Linked DNA regions of Homo sapiens: region 2 is linked to region 1. A link is an interaction called in ENCODE POLR2A ChIA-PET data of the cell type or tissue named here. Cell type or tissue: GM12878. All regions are shown on one strand. Each heading gives the region's core, and the rest is flanking DNA. Links, peaks and the distances in the headings are about the cores only.

Evidence for each region. ChIA-PET counts read pairs that join two places held together with the same protein. Peaks named below come from ENCODE experiments on the same cell type or tissue, not always from the same donor. Only the 100,000 strongest peaks of a DNase experiment are listed, where the experiment ranks them.
Region 2: POLR2A ChIA-PET joins it to region 1 with 6 read pairs; 2 of 35 experiments call an interaction of 5 or more read pairs at or near these places.

The regions. Positions count from the first base shown.
Region 1 is chr14:70,393,581-70,396,500 of GRCh38, forward strand. The region is part of intron 1 of SYNJ2BP-COX16 (SYNJ2BP-COX16 readthrough); the gene reads right to left. All of the region lies in intron 1 of SYNJ2BP (synaptojanin 2 binding protein), which reads right to left. Among named protein-coding and RNA genes, the nearest start is that of SYNJ2BP, 22 kb to the right of the region's middle. In GM12878, for the core only: no CTCF peak of the experiment used is centred there; no DNase peak of the experiment used is centred there.
Region 2 is chr14:69,844,165-69,847,084 of GRCh38, forward strand. No RefSeq gene overlaps it. Among named protein-coding and RNA genes, the nearest start is that of SMOC1, 34 kb to the right of the region's middle. In GM12878, for the core only: no CTCF peak of the experiment used is centred there; a DNase peak (open chromatin) is centred at 1,219.

The sequences.
Region 1 (2,920 bases), core at 214-2,713:
AGAAAATTGGCACATATATATCATGGAATACTATGCAGCCATAAAAAAGAATGAGTTCATGTCCTTTGCAGGGATATGGATGAAGCTGGAAACCATCATCCTCAGCAAACTAACACAGAAACAGAAAACCAAACACTGCATGTTCTCACTCACATAAGTGGGAGCCGAACAATGAGAACACATGGACACAGGGAGGGGAACATCATACACCAGGGCCTGTCAGGGGGTGGGGGGTAAGGGGAGGGAGAGCATTAGGACAAATACCTAATGCATGCGGAGCTTAAAACCTAGATAACGGGTTGATAGTGCAGGAAACCACCATGGCACATGTATACCTATGTAACAAACCTGCACGTTCAGCACATGTATCTCAGAACTTAAAATTAAAAAAAAAAAAAAAGATTTGAAACCAAAGGAAAAAAAAAAGATCCTTAATAATATATTCTTAGTTTTTCATTAACTCACAGGAAAAGTCTGACCACCCATGAGACAGAAACCTATTACAGCTATTTACAAGGTAACCAGGCTTGTAAAAATATAAAAATGTAAAAAAAAAGAAACATGGAGTTTTAAAATGTAATGTTCATATTCATAACACAACACCTCCCTATAAATAAAAACATACACACAAATATTAACTATTTACAAAAATGCATGCATATTTAAAGAAATATAAAGACACATTAGAGTGGGTACTTATGGGGAGAAAGATACAGGATAGAGTTTAGGTATGAAGGGTGAAAAAAGAACCTGAGAGGAACATACTGATGATAACAGTGTACTTTGGAGCTAAAGGGTATAATTAATTCAGCTCTTAGCATTTAAGGTCCAAAAGGAGTTGAGGGGAGAGGCAGGAAGAAAAAAGACTGGGATTCAACTTTTTTTTTTTTTTTTTTAGTGAATGAATGAAGAGCTTAGTGAGCTCTGGTTATAATGTGCCAACAAATTTTAAAATATGGCAAGATTAAAATGGGTTGCTGGGTGTCTATTTTGCAGTCTAAATGCAAAATAGTAAAGGTAGCATAAGAATGACACCACTATAGGATTAAGAGAGAAAGAAAGTGTGCCTAATAGAAGAACCTTGGAAAGTTAAACAAGAAATCCCTTCTTTTGAACTCCTGACTATAGGTCTGGACCCTAAGCCTGTTTAAAAGAGCAATGGCAGAAGCAACAGCTAATGTTTACCAAGACCTTATTATGTACCAAATAATATGCTATGTACTTTATATATATTATCTCATTTAATCTTCTTGACAAACACAAGTACTCATTTTTCAAAGAGTTTAAAAGGTGAGGCATGGACAGGTTAAGCAACTTTACAAAAATGTCACACAGCTCTTTGCAAAGCCAAGACTTAAGTCAGGCTGTGTGATTCCAAAGCATGAATTTTTAACCATTTTGCTACAATACATCTTTGCAGAAAATATAAACTGCTTTAAGAAAAAAAGTCTTCTAAGCATTGCTGGCTATCTTAGGAGCTAACTGGTCTCCAGGCTGGCTCTGAACAAGCAATGCTGGGATAATGGTTGTAGAACAATCTCCAAGGGTAATATATTCTAGAGGAAGAATTCACCACTATAGAGTTTTGTAACTGTTGTCAAGGTTCCTATTATTTACCTTCAGACCAGAAAAGGAAAAGCCCTTCATTTCATTCAGATTCTTATCTACAAAATCTAAAAGTTATAAAGTAAATGACCAGTGTTAACCTGTTATTCTAGAAATAACAATTCTGGACATAATTAAAATGAAACAAAATAGTTCATTAACACCAAGGATTATAGCCACTTGTTGAGTTATGAAGACTAGAGTAACAAACACCCTATTTTCCCTTTTCTTTCCCAAGATCAATCCGACTAATTTTCTCCCAGACATCAATCAAACTCCATTGGATACACAACCCCCCTGTCTGTCTTTTATGAAGACTAGAGTAACAAACACCCTATTTTCCCTTTTCTTTCCCAAGATCAATCCGACTAATTTTCTCCCAGACATCAATCAAACTCCATTGGATACACAACCCCCCTGTCTGTCTTTATCTATATCATGGTAAAATAAACTTAACATAAAATTTAACATTTTACCCATTTTTAAATGTATAATTCAGTGGCATTAAGTACCTTCACAATGTCGTATAATCATCACCACCACCTATATCTGGAACTTTTTATTCAAATAAAAACTCTATACCCACTAAAAAATAGCTCCTTATTCTCCCCTCCCCCAAACTCTGACACCATCTATTATACTTTCTGTCTATATTAATTTGTGTATTCTAGGTACCCCATATAAGTAGAATCACACAATATTTGTTATTCTGTGTCTTGTTTATATTGCTTAGCATAATGTCTTCAAGGTTCATTCACATTGCAGCACATTTCAGAATTTCATTCTTTTTTTTAAGGCTGAATTATAATCTTTTGTATGTACATACCACATTTTATTTACCTATTCATCTGGCAGAGGATATCTGTGTTGTTTCCACATTTGGCGGCTGTGAACACTGGTGTACAAATATCTGTTTTGAGTTCCTTCCTGCAATTCTTTTTTTTATTTTTTGAGATGGAGTCTTGCTCTGTCGCCCAGGCTGACCAGCAGTGGCGCGATCTCCGCTCACTGAAAGCTCCGCCTCCCAGGTTCACTCATTCTCCTGCCTCAGCCTCCTGAGTAACTGGGATTACAAGCGCCTGCCACCACGCCTGGCTAATTTTTGGTATTTTTAGTAGAGACAGGGTTTCACCATGTTAGCCAGGATGGTCTCCATCTCCTGACCTCATGATCTGCCCGCCTCAGCCTCCCAAAGTGCTGGGATTACAGGCATGACCCACCGCGCCCGGTCCCTTCTTGCAATTCTTTTGGGTATATACCTAGGAGTGGAATTGCAGAATCACATGGTAATTATATATTTAATAATTTGAGGAGG
Region 2 (2,920 bases), core at 219-2,718, 550 kb before region 1:
GGGTTGGATTTGGAATGGCTTTCTTTCTGATGATTACTGTGGACTCAAGGCTGTAATGCTGAAGAACTGAGAGCCAAAAAAAAAAAAAAGTCCTATGGAGATTTCCTGAAAGAGGGTCAGGATACTGGGTCCCCACATCTACTGTCGGCCAAGAGCCCTGGGCCAGGCTGCGTGTCCCTGCAGGGAGTGCTCCCACCTGGCAATGCCAAGCTCATCCTGAACACCCATGGGGGCTCAGCCCTGGGAGCAGGCAGTGTGAACTGGCTCAGAAGAGGAAAAAGTCAAGTTGGCACTAGAAAATCTCATGCATAAGCCAAGAAAAAATAACATCCAGATGCAAACTGAACCCACTACCTTGAATCTGTGTTTTCTTCAGATCCCAGTTCAGTCTCTCCTGCTGGCTTGTTTTTATTTTCTGTTTAGAGGGAGAGATTATTTCTTTTTTCCCTGCAGTGTTTAGGCACTTGAAGTAAAGTTAAAAGCTTAAGTGACTTTCCCATCAAAGGAAGGTTAATGGTAACCTGGATTTAAAAAGTGGGGTGAGACCAGGCCTAGTGGCTCACTCCTGTAATCTCAGCACATTGGGAGGCTGAGGCAGGCAGATTACTTGAGGCCAGGAGTTTGAGACCAGCCTGGCCAACATGGTGAAACCTTGTCTCTACTAAAAATACAAAAAAATTAGCCAGATGTTGTGGTGCACACCTGTAGTTCCAGTTACTAGGGAGGCTGTGGCAGAAGAATCACTTGAACCTGGGAGACAGAGGTTGCAGTGAGCTGAGATTGCGCCACTGCACTCTAGCCTGGGCGACAGAGCGAGACTCTGTCTCGAAAACAAAACAAAACAACAACAACAACAAAAACAACAACAAAAAACTGGGGTGAGAAGCTGGGTATTAAGTACTATCTGTATTTTGGGGTCATTTTCCTATTTTAGTTCTTAATAATGGTTTCTAGTATAGTTCTGGATCCACAGCCTGGGATCAGATTCCAGCTCAATCATTTGCCAGTTGTGTGACTTTGGGAACATTTACTTAAGCCCTCTCTGCCTCATTCTCCTCACCTGTGAAATGGGGATAATAATACCTAGAACATGGCACTGTGGTGGGGATCAGATGGGTTCATGCATGCACTTGCTTTGGAGAGTGTCTGGCTCATAGCCAGCATGACCATATATTACTACAACAGGGGTTTCCCTAACCCTTCCTGCTTCAGTCGTGGAGCTCTTTGGGGGAGCCCTCTGGGTTTTCTGCTCTATTGGTCCTTGTCTAGGCTGTCAGATCAGTTTCTTGGGTTCTCATGACGAAGCCCTAAAGAGAGGTCTTGATAGTTTTGCAATTCACTCTTCCTGCTCTTTCACCTGCCATGCTTTAGCTCCAGAGCCAGACTTGAACAGTGGTTCCTCTATGCTGCCATTTCTTGAATCAGATTTAAAAATTGATGGATATAGAGTAGCTAACAAGTTTGGCAAGTAAGGATATTAAAGAGTCATCATCAGCATTTCATATATGGACATACTAGTACTATAAGTGTTGAAGCGGGTATTGGACGTCGATTATTTTTTGCCACCCGACATCCATTCACCTGCTTCAGGTGACAGCCCCCAATTTTTTGGTGCATCCATTGCTCCCTCACAATCAGGCCCCAACTTAGAGCTGAAGCAGGTGGCAGGTGGAAGCCAGTCAGGGCTTCTCATTCCTCTGGCTCCAGTAATTGAGTATGTGGCTCAGCCAGAAGCAGTGAGGCACACAGAGTCTGGCAGAAATTCTGGGAAAGACACGGCGGCTCCCTCCTGCTGAACTCTAACCAGAGAGGATGTAGTGGTGAAGGTGCTGCTGCCGGGCTGCTGTCACATGGAGCCTGAGGCAGCACGGAGGCAGGCAGAGTCAAACAATGAGGTCATCTGAACTCGAAGTCCAACCACCCTTGAAGCCCCTGGCTTTTTTTTTTTAAAGAAACTTTTTGTTTTATAATAGTTTTAGATTTACAAGAAATTGTGAAAATATTAGAGTTCCCAGACTCCATACCCACTTTCTCCTAATATATATATATATATATATATATATATTTTTTTTTTTTTTTTTTTTTTTTGAGACAGAGTCTTGCTCTGTCACTCAGAATGGAGTACAGTGGTGTGATCTCAGCTCACTGCAACCTCCACCTCCCGGGCTCAAGCGATCCTCCCACCTCAGCTTCCTGAGTAGCTGGGACTAATGGTGTGTGCTACCATGCCTGGCTAAATTTTGTATATTTTGTAGAGACCGGGTTTCGCCACGTTGCCCAGGCTGGTCTCGAACTCCTGAGCTCAAGCAGCCTGCCTGCCTCAGCCTCCCAAAGTGCTGGGATTATATGCATGAGCCACTGTGCTCAGCCCTATTATTAATATCTTATATCAGCATGGCACATTCATCACAATTAATGAGCTGATATTGGTACATTATAATGAAATGAAGTCCATATTTCATTCAGGCTTTCTTAGTTTTCCCCTAATGCCCTTTTCTGACTCAGGATCCCATCTAGGACACCATGTTACATTTAATCCTTATGTCTCCATAGGCTTCTCTTGGCTGTGATGGTTTCTCAGACTTTTCTTGTTTTTGGTGACCTTGACAGTTTTGAGGAGTCCTGGTCAGGTATTTTGTAGAATGCTCCTCAACTGGGATTTTCTGATGTTTTTCTCACAATTAGACTGGGTTATATGTTTTTGGAGGAAGGCCACAAAGTGCCACTCTCATGACGTATCGAGGGTCCCTCTTGTCCACATGACTTATCACTGTCGATGTTGACCTTGATCACCTGGCGAAGGCAGGGCTTGTCAGGTTTCAGCATCATGAATGCATTCTTTTTATGGCTCTTTTCATCCTTTCCATGCTGCGGTTTATTTTATTTTTATTTATTTTTATTTTTTATTTTTTGTATTTTT